Linked DNA regions of Homo sapiens: region 1 is linked to region 2. A link is an interaction called in ENCODE POLR2A ChIA-PET data of the cell type or tissue named here. Cell type or tissue: A673. All regions are shown on one strand.

What was found. Peaks named below come from ENCODE experiments on the same cell type or tissue, not always from the same donor. Only the 100,000 strongest peaks of a DNase experiment are listed, where the experiment ranks them.
Region 1: POLR2A ChIA-PET joins it to region 2 with 10 read pairs; 2 of 35 experiments call an interaction of 5 or more read pairs at or near these places.

Annotation. Positions count from the first base shown.
Region 1 is chr2:212,224,583-212,232,582 of GRCh38, reverse strand. All of the region lies in intron 1 of ERBB4 (erb-b2 receptor tyrosine kinase 4), which reads left to right. Among named protein-coding and RNA genes, the nearest start is that of MIR548F2, 200 kb to the left of the region's middle. In A673, no CTCF peak of the experiment used is centred here; a DNase peak (open chromatin) is centred at 4,622; H3K4me3 peaks cover 927 bases; H3K27ac peaks cover 3,336 bases.
Region 2 is chr2:211,858,965-211,866,964 of GRCh38, reverse strand. All of the region lies in intron 3 of ERBB4 (erb-b2 receptor tyrosine kinase 4), which reads left to right. Among named protein-coding and RNA genes, the nearest start is that of MIR548F2, 560 kb to the left of the region's middle. In A673, no CTCF peak of the experiment used is centred here; a DNase peak (open chromatin) is centred at 6,474.

The DNA.
Region 1 (8,000 bases), 370 kb before region 2:
TAAAAAGTTAGCCAGGCGTGGTGGCAGGCGCCTGTAGTCCCAGTTACTCAGAAGGCAGAGGCAGGAAAATCGCTTGAACACAGGAGACAGAGGTTGTGGTGAGCTGAGATCATGCTACTGCACTCCAGCCTGGGTTACAGAGCAAGACTCTGTCTCAAAATAATAATAATAGTAAAAAGTAAAATCTTTACTTACTCCCCTGAAAACTCTTATATCTACTTAAGTAGATTTATTGTTTTCCTTCAAAGCCTTTATTTAACAGCATTTCTTCTTTGAAAATGGAATCAAAGAGCAGGAAACACTGAGTTTCCCATTAAGGTTAGAATATTTAAGCATTATGAAACACTTATGTAGTCTTCATAATGTTTCTTTATAACATATAAAAACAACATATATTAACTCATTGATAAATATGTTAATTTATTGTATTATAATAACAGCCCTTGAGAAAAAAAGTACTATTATTATCAAACCCACTTGACAGATGAGAAGACTGATGCATAAAGAGTTTAATTAATTTCTTCACTGTCACACAGATAATACAGGAAATTCGAATCTAAAACAGTGCTATACTGCCTTTCATCTGAGGCGAAGTACACATGTCTAAGATCATTCAGGGTCATAAAAACAATAAGTAAAAGCTTCAGATTAAATGAAGAAAATTATTTCACTCATACAGTTGGTGTATTCACTTAAAAGGGAGATTGAAAAATGAATTGTTAAATAAATAATGAAGAAAAAGGTTAGTAGAAAAATGAACCAAAGCATTTTTTTATCCTAGTTGATTGCAAGACTTTGTCAAAATAAATACATGCATATTGGTATTAGTTGTGTTACTACAGGAGGAGTAAAAACTATAGGGATAAAAAAACAGCAGTATGTATAGTTCTGGGTCTTATCTATCCTAATTTTTGTCATATGCTTCTATCAGACCTGACTGTTTATGAAGTGTTAATAAACATAAGGAAAATATCCACAATATGGACCATCCCTCTTCTTCAGAATAAACCTTGGCAGTCCATGTTATCCATGTAATTGCCATTTCCTGATGAAAACAGAGGTTTCTTTGAAGGCATTTAACAAGAGCCAATTTTTTAATGCTGCTTCTGGCACTCACCTTCATGGGCACTTTGCCGTTTCAGTCTGAAGTAATGAAAGATGGAAAGAAAAATATTTTCTTCTTTTTAAAGTTCCAGGTCTCCTTAGGTTTAAGCCCATCAGGAGTCCAGACAAATGACTTAAAACATGTCAAAAATGAAGTGAAAAGGTTTTATAACCTGTTTTTTTTTTCCTTTCGGACACCCTCAGGTTTTGTCCGTTTGAGATGACTGGATTTTTGTTTTCTTCATTCTTAGTGTGAAATCGTTCCTTCAAAACATGTCTGTAATGAAATATCTAGTTATCTCTGATGTTCTGTAACACTTCTTGAAAAAATTTCTGAAACAACAAAGTAGTTACTTTTGGAAGACCAAATCATTGAAATAAGGTATTTAGGTAAACATTTCTGGCATTGTTCATATCTACACCCTAACTATACTCTAACTGTATTTCGAAGATTCAAGAGAAAGATAACTCAACATTTCTTAAATTTGGGTAAATATGACAGTATTTTGCAAAGTTTTTTAGGTATCAGTGAATCAAATTAGTTTATTTAATGGTATCAACTTATGTATAATCTAATTTAAAAGTTCCATAATAAGTACATCATTTCCCTATGATTCCTGGGAAGGTACTGCTCATTGGATTTTTGAGACTCTAGACTCTTTATCATGCTGATCTTTAGTGAAAAACTTTTGTATTATAACTCCTGATTTTAAATAGTTATGTCAGTAGATAGATGAATGGGCAGATGGAGAGACAGATAAAAGATAACCTGAATAAGTAGTATGATTCATATTATATAGACGTAGATTTTGTAAAATATATGTTCAGAAAACCATACGCACTGTCATACATTTAAGTAGGGGAATTCATCTGAATCCTAGACACAGTTGTGTGGTACATATTTTCTGTATTTTAACATTTTAAAACAGTAATTACTTCGAAAATGGAATATTCTTGATGATGTTTGTGATGGTGTTTGACAATGAATTTGGCAATTTGACAAAAATATATTTTACCTCAATAGCCTCTGAAAGCCAATTTTGCATTTAAATTTTGAATCTGTTACAATACAAAATCCATTGGAAATCAATTAACTGAGATAGTAGCATATTTTATTATGGATAAAGTAATAGTTTTGCAGCATACCTACACTTAGACTTCCATGTTGTAGCCCATATTCTTTTTCCTTTTTTTTCAAGACAGAGTCTTGCTGTTGCCCAGGCTGGAATGCAGTGGTGTGATCTCAGCTCACTGCAACCTCCACCTCCCAGGTTCAAGCAATTCTCCTGCCTCAGCCTCCCGAGTAGCTGGGATTATAGGCATTCACCACCACACCCAGCTAATTTTTGTATTTTTAGTAGAGATAGGGTTTCACCGTGTTGGCCAGGCTCATCTTGAACTCCTGGCCTCAGGTTATCTGCCTGCTTCAGCCTCCCAAAGTGCTTGGATTACAGGCGTGAACCACCGCACCTGGCGGTTGTAGCCTATATTCTGATTTCTGTTCATTCTGTGCATTTCTATCGCATTTTGCTTAGGTATTGGCCAACAGTCATAATCTTCCTCTTATAACTTCCTTCTTTCTCTACATTCTTTATCATTTTAATAGGACCGCCATCCAAAGAATGGCATGAGTCAGGAAAATGGGACTCGTTTTCCATTCCTTGACTCTCACCTCTACATGAAATCAAACATTAAATACTGTAAAATAATACATATAGCAAGTCTCTCCTTCTCTCCTTTCTATTCCAGAACCACTTATTGTTGCTTAGATCCTCATTATTTATCACCTGGATAAGCTGTAACAGCCCTAAACTTCCCTTCTAGCTTCAGTCTTACCTCTTTCTAAGCCTCTGCTGCCAGAGAGATGTCTGTGAATTGAACCTGACTATGACACACCCCTTCTTCAGTACTCTTATGACCCTCTTTGACTTCACTGGAAAAGTTAAATACTGAGCTTGATTTACTGGCCCTTTAGTACCTTTCTGTTGCTTCTTCCCACATTTTCATCCCTTTCTGCAGTGTTTCAAATGGAACAGGCTATGGCATTAACTATGCACTTTTGCATATATGTTTCCTTCTACCTAGAGCACCATTGCCCATCAGCAACAAATATCCCCAACCATTTCTCAGCTCTGACTTGAGTCCATCCAGACTTCACCGAGGCATCTTTTTGTTTTTTATTTGAATGATCCCTGAGCCCTCTTTTCCCCTTTTACTTGGTTAGTTGTTCTAATTATCTGCTTCTACAGTGCTTTCTGTTTCCCTCTCTTCTAACTTTGTCATTCTCTATTATTGTTAAGGTTTCCCTCATTATATTTTCCACATTAGACTGTGTTCCTTAATTGCAACACTGTACATTATTCACCTATGTGTCACACACACTTACAGTGCTCTGTCTCTCTCTCTTCCCATGAATCCATACTGATATGTCCAATTCCAAGCCAATACACAGAGCTCATGCTGCCCTTTCTTCCTTGGGCATTTTGTCAATATTTTTCAAGTACAGAGATTCCAGTTCTTTTACGACAGGCATTGTTAACTTGCCAGCATACTTCACATATACATAAATTTTTAGCCTAGCTGATCCAATTTGTTGAAATTTATTGTCTAGATGACTCTAAACTTTACAGAAAAAAAATAAACAATTTGGAAGCTTTGGTGCATGTGGCAGTTTGCCATTGCATATATCATCATCTGGTTGATTATGTGACGTTTTGTTTGTCTGTCCAGATAACTGGTGCTATACGGACACACACTTATTCTCCATTTGCTTTCCACTGCACTGTAGCAGCAAGGTGGGGTTTACTGATTTTTTGTTTATATATTTTTTTTATCTGCCATCTCACATACATGGTAGGCTCTGCAGGATGAAAATAGTCTTTACTGCTTCTGCCTCCCTCCAATATTATAATTCTGGGCAGTGCTATGAATACAATAGTCCCATAAAAATGTTCTTGCTGAATGAATGTGTGAATTAAAATATCCATTGAAGACCTTGAAGATTCATAATTCTATTGGAAATATGTGATTTTAATTATAAATTATCTCCTCCACTCTATGGTATTGTACTCTAAGATATATCATAACTCAATACTGTGTATACAGGGTGAGTTCTCTGAGGAGGCTTCACCACTTTATAATTCTCAAATCATCTAAAGTTCAGGTTTGGGGTTTGAAAACCTCCACAGAAATTTACACTGGTTTTGTCATCTTCTTCTAATTTTCCCATCAGAAGTTTTTAGATGATTATCTATACTTCTTTTATTTTAGTTAAATAGGATTAGTTGCCAAAGTTGATTATTTTTAAAATCTTTATGGTGCTTTCTAGCTTTATATATAGAAATCAGAAGAAAGATCACACAAACCAAGGAGGGGGAGGTGAAAAGGAGTATTTTATAATTTTTCATAGAATATTGAAACAGGGATATCTGTTTCTCTTTTGTGTAATCTTTTCATTAATGTAACATGATCTGAACATTGCGACATGCCCTTTAAGCTCAGCTTGATTGGCAGAAAGCCATGAGTTCTCTCCGCCTCTGACAGCACAATGCCAAAGCATGCTGTCGCATCACAGTAAATCTCATTATTATTTATGCTATGTGAGTGTGCATTGATTTTCATTCAAAGTGAGTTCCCATAAGACTTTTTTTTTTTATACTGGACAGTAATCTATCAGGTTTCATTTAAACTCTCCTCCTTGTCCACGGCCTTTAATCTTATAAAAGTCTATATTGATAAAAACAATTTGGATTTTTAAAGCTAAAGGTAAGGAAATAGCACATAGCACCATTCAAAGACTTGATTACTTATAATGTATTTCTTTATTTCTATTTTTATGGTGCTCTGCAGTGTCTGGATGCTCAATTAATGTTCATTGGTTAAGAGGAGAAAAAAGGAGTAAGAAAGCAGTTATTTTGAAGGAATTGGTTCTCAATATATAAAGTAACTATTCAAATTAATCGTTGATTATCTACAAGCTGAAAGAAATACTGAGGTGGACATGTATTTAGCAAAGCTTTGTTCAGGAAAGATTAACACCTCATGAATATAGAAGAGCTCGTCATATATCCCCTTTTCTGAACAAAAAGGGGATGTGGGAATCATGACTTTCTCAGGTTTTGAGTCTGCTTTCCATGTGTAGAGATTATTCTTCCTGAAGCTTTGTTGAGGTTCATATTGCTGCTTATTGCTGCTTGTAATCTCCATTTTACTATATGATTTTTTTTTTTTTTTTGAGGTGGAGTCTCATTCTGTCGCCCATGCTGGAATGCTGTGGTCTGATCTTGGCTCACTGCAACCTCCACCTCCCGGGTTCAAACAATTCTCCTGCCTCAGCCACCAAGTAGCTGGGATTACAGGCATGAACCACCAAACCTGGCTAATTTTTGTATTTTTAGTAGAGATGGGGTTTCACCATGTTGATCAGGCTGGTCTCAAACTCCCAATCTTAAGCGTTCTGCCAGCCTCGGCCTTCTAGAGTGCTAGGATTACAGGCGTGAGCCATTGCACCCGGGCCTGTGAAAATATTTCTTAGAATCTATCTCCATTTCCATGTGGGAACTAGGTTCCCTCATATTAATGGAAATCCACAAATAGCTTAAAGGAGGTATATGATATTCCTGATTGCTGTGAATGTGTGAGTCCTTTTAGGAATTTCAACCTCTATGAATTTAGGAGCTTGACTTGCCTGCATTAACTTTTTAGTGTTCCATTTATTTATTTTTGCATATGACAGTTATATGATAAGACTGATAAGACAGATTAAAAAAAGCAACTTTATGTTCTATATAACATAGACTAATATGACATATCTCTGAGGGTATTTAGATAGACTGATATAAAGGAGTAGTATAAAGTTATCACTGTCTTTCAGCAAGTAACAAGTTTATCAGTGATTGTTCTCCATTGGATAGAAATAAGAATTAGTAAATTTTCCTAAAACTATATAATTATGGTTTCTTTCCTAGAGAACAGAATTTCTATGACTTAGATAAAGCATTGGGATTGTATTTGTTTTGTATTACTGTGTAATAAATTATCACAAATTTAATGGGTCAAACCCCCCCCCATGTCTTTACTATGTCAATTCCCATGGGTTAGAGGTACAGGTATAGCATGGCTAGATCCTGCTCAGAGTGTCTCACAAAACTGAAACTGAGATATCAGCCAGTGCTGAGTTCTCATCTGGTGACTGATGTCCTCTTCTAAGCTCAGTTAGGTTGTTGGAAGAATTCAGCTTCTTGCAGCTGTAGGACAAGGATCCCCATTTTCTTACTGGCCAACAGCCTGGGGTTGCTCTCCAAACCTAGAGGCCATTCTGGGGTCCTAGCCATATAGCTTCCTCCGTAGACAGTTGACAACATGACTGCTTTGTTCCAGGCCAACAGAAGAGCATCTTTGCCGATTTGAATCTCTCTGACTTTTGAAAGATTCACCCAATTAGATCAGGCTCAACCAGGATAATCTCCCTTTTCATTACATCAAAGTCAACTGATTTGAGATATTAATTATATCTGCAAAATATCTTCCAAACAGCAGAAAATAACATACTTCTGGGAATGAAACTACAGTGTATTCATATGACCCATACCCACTCAAGGGGAGGGGATTACACACAGCCTGAACACAGAGCAGGATTCTTGGGGGTCATCTGAGGATTCAGCCTGTTATAGGGACCATGTAACTTTGGAAATAATTTAAAGAGAAAGAAAGAAGGAAGCAGTGAGAGAGGGAAGAATAGTAAAAGTGTCCTATAGGAAAACATTGAATGTAAAGTTCCCATTTATTGTATAATATATATGAATTTAATTATTAAATATTTTATGTGATATAATATATAAATATTACATATGAAAATTATATATCTACACATTAAATACATTGTTTTCAGCAAATCCTAATTACCTCTATAGGATAGATATTCTCATGCCGAATGACAAAATACTAGTGATTTTTGTTTACTTTTGTGACAATAAAATGATTCAAACTTATTTTTGACAGAAAATGAGGCATTTCATAATTCGAAAGATCAAGCACAGTTATGATAGAATGAATCTTTTCAGATTCTAGCCAGAAAATTTATTCCAGCCTCATGTAAATGGTAGCAATGAAGAAATTATCTCCCCAACGCTGATAAAACATTTTTTTCCTTATCATATATTTAGTTTTGTAAACTCTTAGGGTTGATGCTTTCTCAAAATAACTAGTAACAAAAATTATTTGTTAGTTAAATTTTTCACTTTCTAATTTTAGTTGGATTTATTAACAGAACAATTACAATTTTTCTAAGCAGAGAAGCTGTAAAAATTATTTTAGGATGAAAGTTTTAATATAGTAAAGTGTATTAAAATCCTAGGAGGAAAAAGGGGACATAAAAACTTTCATATAACTTCTAAAAGAAACCCAAAATATAAATGGATTGGCATATAGCAAATATAGAGCTAATTTAATAAAAAATGGTTCAGGAAAAAATTGAATTTTTATTGACATTAGTTAGTGTGCTAGTTAGAATTATTATTCAACAGTATAAAGAACAAGAGCATGATAATACACATTCTTAAAATTTTATTTTATATTTTCATAAAATGTATGACTCAACAAATTCTTAAAATTTAAATGCAAATTCAAAATATTTCAAATTTAAAAAAAACTTGTTCAGACAGTAAATTTTCAGTTACATCATTCTGTGCTCCCTTCCTTGCATCTTTTCCAAATTCACATTAGAAGAGAGTAGTAACATTAAATTCCTTACTTTTTCGTTGTTATATGCCTTTTTAAGCTACGTGTTGGCTGCCACCATGATGTTTGCTTCTTCCTTTCAGCTGGGAGTGGGAAGGGGGTTAATTGTTCTCTTAGGGTTGTTGCCAAGATATTAGTGTGATAGACATATTTAATAT
Region 2 (8,000 bases):
AAGGAAGAAGCTCCCCCATACAGAGACAGAGGGAGGGGAGCACTCTAAAGCTGAAAGAGGAGGTCCCCCTTTTTTGGTTTATGTGTTTGTTCCTTTTATTTTTTTCACTTGAAAAGCAAAATAAAAATCATAGATAATTTTAGGTCAATGTATTTGTAATCATAGCTCTATTGGCGTATTTTAAAATTTATATTCACCTTTATTGAAAAACAATTGAGGATTTTTATAGGAAGACAAGCTTAGATAATACTTTTTATAAACAGTGGGATTAATGTTAGTCACAGAATCAACTAATGCTGTTTTACTGGTTAAGTTTTTTAATGTTTATTAAAATCTTCATTTATATAATTGTACTTGATTATAAGACAATAGGAATGCACAGTCTATGTGTTTCAGATTCTGAGTAGAGCAATTGTTGCATTATCAAGAAACTTAGCTTCGATTTCTCCTTGCTGACAATTCATTTGAAGGCCCATGCATAAACTTGTACAATAATATAGTATTGTAGAGCTTAGATTTTTGATACTAGATTCTATAAAACATTTAAGGCAGGCATGGTCTAGGTATTCTTAGGCAGGAATAACTAGTCATAATTACAAAATAGGAAAACATCCAAAGAATAAAAATCAAAGAAAGAGTGATAGGACATAAGTTCAGAGTGGAACCCAGAGACAAGATCATAAGATAGGTTTTATTTTAGTTTATTTTAATTTTGAGATGGAGCCTCGCTCTGTTGCCCAGGCTGGACTGCAGGGGCGTGATCTTGGCTCACTGCAAGCCCCGCCTCCCGGGTACAGGCGATTCTCCTGCCCCAGCCTCCCGAGTAGCTGGGACTACAGGCACCTGCCACCACACCAGGTTAATTTTTTGTATTTTTAGTAGACACAGGGTTTCACTGTGTTAGCCAGGATGGTCTCGTTCTCCTGATAGTTTTTATAGGTCACAGTATAAGTGTATATTCTCCTGATAGTTTTTATCGGTCACAGTATAAGTGTATATTTAATTCTAATTACAAAAGGATATAATTTTAGGGCTTCAAAGGGGTGTGTTTAATTTATTTTACACTTTAAAGAATTAAGAGTCTCTCATTTTCTTCTTAAGTAGTATAATATGAATGGTACTGGAAATAATGTGTCTATTTCATAATCTATTTTGGAGATAGAACTGGCACGACTTGTGGTTATATTGGGTTAGAAATAGGAATGACTTCTTACTCTTTGGTCTGAGCAAATGGATGGCTGATCTTGCTATTAATTAATATGGGAAAAACTGATTAAAAAGTATGTTTGGGGAGATGGAACAGTTAGTTATTCCCAACAGACATTCAAGTAGACAGAAAATCCCAGCTACTTGGGAGGCTGAGGCGAGAGAATCACTTGAACCTGGGAGGCAGAAGTTGCAGTGAGCCAAGGTCACGCCATTGCACTCCAGCCTGGGAAACAAGAGTGAAACTCCGTCTCAAGAAAAAAATAAAAATAAAAGATATAATTATCAACTTATTTTACCTAAACAGAGGAATATCACAGAATATCACATGACTATTTTAAATAGACTACATCCATTTAGGCCTAGCTGCTCCAAGAAATAAGTTGGGAGGTAATTAAAGAGATGCCAATCCAAAGATAAGTTAAAAAGAACCAAATATGGTATGCGTTTTCCAGAGCTATTTAATATTATGGTCAGGACAGGTTTTTTCCAATCTCCTAAGCAATAACAGATAAATCTTTATGATATATCTATATATACATATAGATATATACTTTATAGATATAGATATATATAGGTATAGATATATACTTTAATGAAGTTTATTTGTGAAAATATTGGAAGATCTAGAGACTTTTTAGTAGATGTCTGCAAGGAAGCACCCAAAAAAGGAATTTTAAGCCCCTTTTATGAAGGACCACTTCTAGGAAATTATAGTCAATCTTTTATTTATTTATTTTTTATTTTTTAGACAGAGTTTCACTCTCCAGGACAGGCAGGAGTACAGTGACTCAATCTTGGCTCAATGCAACCTCTGCTTCCAAGATTCAAGTGATTCTCCTGCCTCACCCTCCCAAGTAGATGGGATTACAGGCACCCACCACCACGCTCAGCTAATTTTTGTATTTTTAGTAGAGACAGGGTGCCACCACACTCAGCTAATTTTTGTATTTTTAGTAGCGACGGGGTTTTACCATGTTGCCCAGGCTGGTCTTGAACTCCTGACCTCAAGTGATCTGCCCGCCTGGAACTCCCAAAGTGCTGGTATTACAAGCGTGAGCCACCACACCTGGCCAGTTCTAATCAATCTTTATCACTTTACATAATGGCAGAGATTCAAAAGGATTCACTGTATGTATGATTATTTCTAAGTCTCTTGGTACGTAAATATCAAGCATTTAGGATTGCTATTTTATGTTCGAAATAATAATATCCCAATTTTCTGCCAAGGTCAGCATCTTGAGCTTTTCAGACCCTGGTATCATTTTGCTGGGGCAGTTTACAGACTTTCTTGACCTGAACCACCAGCTTTTGTGCAAGCATGCAGCCTGAAGCAGCCTGGAGTTACTGCTCCAGGTGGAGGAGTTCCTGGGAAGTGCCAAAGAGATCCCCAGAAGCAGGAAAGCAGTCACTTTCATGTGGGTTCAGGGTAGGAGTTTGCAAATCCCAAAAGACAAGGGATGGGCTCCCACCCAGTCTGAGGATTAAGGGCCAGATGCCAAGGATGGAAGGATAGAGGAGATAGCAACAGCAGCAGCATCCCAGAAAAGAAGGAGAGGTGGGAAAAAGGGCCAGTGCCAGAACACCCACAGAGGAAAGGAATCAAGAAATGGCAAAGCTACTGAAGGGGCAGGCACAGATTTTTCAAGACTGGGTGATGAGAAAATCTAGAGATGGTAGTGGGGCTTGTGAGAACACAGGCAGGCCTAGTGGTCTTGGCCCCTTGCTACTGCCAGCAGGACTGGACCTTCTGGCTTCTCTCTCAATGCTTCTAACAGAGGCTCACTCTGGATCCTACCTCCAAGCCCTCTCTATGAAGCAGAGGGTCAAGAAAAAGGAGGAAAGAAAAGATAATTGAATGATGAATCCTCTCAATTTTTCCACTGAATACACAGAAACCTATGAATGTTAGACCCCTATAGGTTCATATATTGAGTTAGGATGTCATATCCCACTGTGTCTGGAATTTTTTCCTTCCGGTGGGTTCTTGGTCTTGCTGACTTCAAGAATGAAGCCACGGACCTTCACAGTGAGCGTTACAGCTCTTAAAGATGGTGTGTCTGGAGTTTGTTACTTCAGATGTTCAGATGTGTCTGGAGTTTCTTCCTTCTGGTGGGTTCCTGGTCTCACTGACTTCAGGAGTGAAGCTGCAGATCCTCACAGTGAGTGTTACAGCTCTTAAAGGTGGCACGTCTGGAGTAGTTTGTTCCTCCCAGTGGGTTCTTAGTTTCGCTGACTTCAGGAATGAAGCCGCAGACCCCTGTGGTAAGTGTTACAGCTCATAAAGGTAGTGCGGACACAAAAAGTGAGCAATAGCAAGATTTATTGTGAAGAGCAGAAGAACAAAGCTTCCACAGCATGGAAGGGGACCTGAGTGGGTTGCTGCTTCTGGCTGGGGTGGCCAGCTTTTATTCCCTTATTTGTCCCTGCTCATGTCCTGCTGATTGGTCCATTTTACAGAGTGCTGATTGGTCCATTTTACAGAGAGCTGATTGGTTCGTTTTACAGATTGCTGATTGGTGCATTTACAAACCTTTAGCTAGACACAGAGCACTGATTGGTGCGTTTTTGCAGAGTGCTGATTGGTGTGTTTACAATCCTTTAGCTAGACACAGAGTGCTGATTGGGGTGTTTTTACAGAGTGCTGATTTGTGCATTTACAATCCTTTAGCTAGACACAGAGTGCTGATTGGTGCGTTTTTACAGAGTGATGATTGGTGCATTTACAATCCTTTAGCTAGACAGAGTGCTGAATGGTGCATTTACAATCCTTTAGCTAGACGCAGAGTGCTGATTGGTGCATTTTTAAAGAGTGCTGATTGGTGCATTTACAATCCTTTAGTTAGACACAGAGCGCTGATTGGTGCATTTACGATCCTATAGCTAGACAGAAAAGTTCTCGAAGTCCCCACTCGACCCAGGAAGTCCAACTGGCTTCACCTCTCACTATTTTTCTTCAGCACAATTCCTTTTATGGTATTATCTTACTCACACTTTATTTTTAGATAGAACCATATTAAATTCCCTTTTTTCTAAGTAAAATAATGATCTGATATATCAGTTTTATGCAGTTCATTCCATTTTAAATTCTTTGAGCAAAGTATCTTTACTATATATTTAGAAGTCTTCTTCACCTATTCTAAAAGTTCCTTTTTTATTTCACAAAAATATAGCCAAGAAAATAGTTTTAATCAGTGATTGCAATGACAAGAGTTTCAATTATGCAGTGTTGTCTCCATGAATTAATCTAGTGAGTTTTGACTTATGAACATATTCTGTAGAAGTTATGTTTGAACAGGAATCTCTGGAAAATTGCCTTTTCTCATCTAAGACAATGCTTGAAAAAAATTGAGAACAAAGCATATATTCTCTACTGAATTAAAAATATAGTGTAAAAACTCTTATTTTCTGCTGATAAGAAACAGATGTTATAGCATTAATTTGGCTTTAACAAACTATTAGCTGTGATTTTATCATCATACAATTATTGTAAACTTGTTATTGTTTTTATCCCTTTAGCCGATAAATATGTTAAAAATTAAAATGGAAAATTTGAGTTCTAGCTTGAAAATAAACACTTGCTAGATCTAATGATTATTCTACATGTCATGCAATCAGAATCTTGAATGAGATTTTTAAGAGAGATATGGCACTACCTTTTATCTGTGTCTTTAAATATTTTAGTAACAGCAAGGTTAAATAAAATTTTTGAATAAATATGTTTTATATTAACTTGGATACAACTTTAAAGAATTTAAAATGCTGAATATAGAAAAAGAAAAGAAATTGTCCTTTATTTCACATGACTTTACCCATTTATGCTTTAAAATTTTTTAAAAGATCATTTGCTGGCTTTAATAGTAGTGAAAAAATTAGCATTTCATTTTATAACCCCATTGGTCAGCATTCCAAATCCTCTGTTTTAGTTTTTTCATTTCCTTGCTGTTTGCTGATCACACACATTCATTTCATCCACTGAGTTGTTTGTTTAGTTGTAGCTTCCTTGTTGTTCCAAGCCTCAAATCCCACCCATTCTAGAGTAATACATTTTCTGTAATTTTTTAATGAGTATTTTTATTCTTAAAGATAACCCAAGACTTCGTGTGTGAACATATTGTGCATGTATCACCTGTGAGAGATGAAGAAAATTATAAAAACAATTCATTGTTAGTCTTTAGCCAATATTTATAGGTTTTTCTTTATATTGTTAATGGCAATATTCAAATTGTGTTTGGGTTCCATCAATATTGTTTTTGGGCTGGGTGTAGTGACTCGTGTCTGTAATCCTAGCACTTCGAGAGGCTGAAGTGGGAGGATGACGGATGACTTGAGCTCAGGAGTTTGAGACTAGCCTAGGCAACACAGCCAAACCTCTTCTCTGCTAAAAGTAAAAAAAAAAAAAAAAAAACAAAAAAAAAACAAAAAAAAAAACACGCCTGGACTGATGGCATGAATTTGTGGTCCCAGCAACTCATCAGGCTGAGGTAGAGTGCTTGAGCCCAGAAGGTGGAGGCTGCAGTGAGCCATAATCACACCACTGCACTCCAGCCTGGGTGACAGAGTGAGACTCTGTCTCAAAAAAAAAAAAAACTACTTTTTTTTAATATATATATATATATATATATATATATATAAAATATATATATAAATATATATAATGTATTTATATATTTTATAATATATAAATATATTATATTTATATATATATAAATATATAAATATATTATATTTATATATATATAAATATATAAATATATAATATATTATATTATATAATATATTTAAATATATTTATATATTTATATATATATAAAATATATATAATGTAATATATTGTCTTTGTTTTTTCCTAATTCTTTTTGAGTTGTATTTTTTATTTCAGAGAAATAAAATTAATGATTTATTTTCATGCCAAATTATTCTCTAATGGTTATTATAGAGCCTAACACCATGGTAGTATTATAACATGCTAGTGTTAATGTAGGAGTGAATATTCCTATTTTTAATATTTAAATAAAACATTGCATAAGTATTTCCTAAGGTTTGGGAAATCATCTTTCTGTCAGTAACATAGCACTAAGTATTTATATGGCAAAAATTAAAATTTACTATATTTACTGTCAATAAACTTTAATTGTACTAGCAAGAGAGCAGAAATGCAGAACATTACAGACTTATAATGTGTGAATCACTTGCAAGCTAAGAGGCCTAGGTAATTATTTGTCTTAAATGAGTAGTGTACAATAAAACCCAGGGACAATGATAATTGAGGTGACTTCATCCTGCTTCAACTCTGTTATCACATAAAAGGAGCAATCTGTTTTTAATCTAAAATTTGACATGAGTAAACTTGTTTTATTAGTTCCTTGGTGCTTGCTAAAACAAAGAAAGCAGCAATTTAAGAGTTAGGCTTATAAAAGTCTTTTGAAGACTCTGTAGCTAGGACTTAATCAGAATAATGTTGAAAGTTAGAAAATAATTGGAGTAACTTAAAAGCACAAACAAGTCAAATTACAAAGAGTGAAAGGCAAATCTTGTTTCTCTATGTCCAGTATCATACAATCATGGTATACTTTACTTAGTAATGAAAGAGCTCTTCTAAGAAGTTTGCGACTTACAATAGCAGTTGGCTTGTGACTTTTCTCACATAGACTTCCAGAATTAAATTGATTTTGACAAATATTTAAAATGAATGACAAGAGATGTTTTGGCGTATAATAACCACCATTTATGTTTTTAAACAATTACAGAAACTTGTAAGATAAATTTAATGATTGCATTAACAATTTTTCTTTGTTTTACCATTGCCAATACGTTTGTAATGAATCACTTATTTGTGGTTTTTCTACCAGAAATAGGAAAAGAAGTTAATGGAAAACATTTACATTTCTTTTTCATTGCTGCTAATCATTTCTGCTTATTGGACATTGAAGAAGTGTGTCTTACAGAACTGATTACTTCTGGGTATATAACCTACTAATTATATGTGTGCTTTGCATTATTCTTGCCTTCAGCTTTCATATCCAATATGAGATAATGAGCAGATTGCTTTAATTCCAAAGCAATCACAGAGTCACCACCCCCAAAATATTTCTACAATAAAACGAGGGAATTGTTTCACTACAAAGTCAGGATTCATTTTGTATTATTTCTTACAGAGGAAGACATAGCTCCATAACTCTGGAGTGAACTTAAAATTAACTTTTAGGAATTTTAATATTAAACTTTATTAAACATAACACATCTTTTAAAGAATAGTCATTTACCTGAATGATTTTACTATCTAAGCTTATAAAATACAAAATAGGTATATTACAGTATTCATGAAATTCAGCCTAAAAAATGTGAATCCAAATATTTTTCTAATTTGACAAAGGTTAGATAATTTATGTGAACCAGATAGGGATGTGATAACATGATAATCAAGTTATAAGTTAGGGTTGCCATATATTTGTGAACTGCCTTTATCTAAAGACTTTTTCTAGAGAAAGAGATTTTAAGGGAATGCATGAGGAATTGGATAACAGTGACTCTTCATTTAGATTTCATTGATTGCTGAATAACTAAGTTCATTTACAGTTTTGATTGCTAAAATTGAATTAATTTTAGTAATATGTCTGGGAAGGCTGCAGAGGCAGAGGACAATATTATCAAGTTACATTAAAAGATACATTGCCGGCCAAGCACAGTGGCTCATGCCTGTAATCCCAGCACTTTGTGAGGCTGAGGCAGGTGAATCACCTGAGGTCAGGAGTTCAAGACCAGTCTGGCCAACATGGTGAAACCCTGTCTCT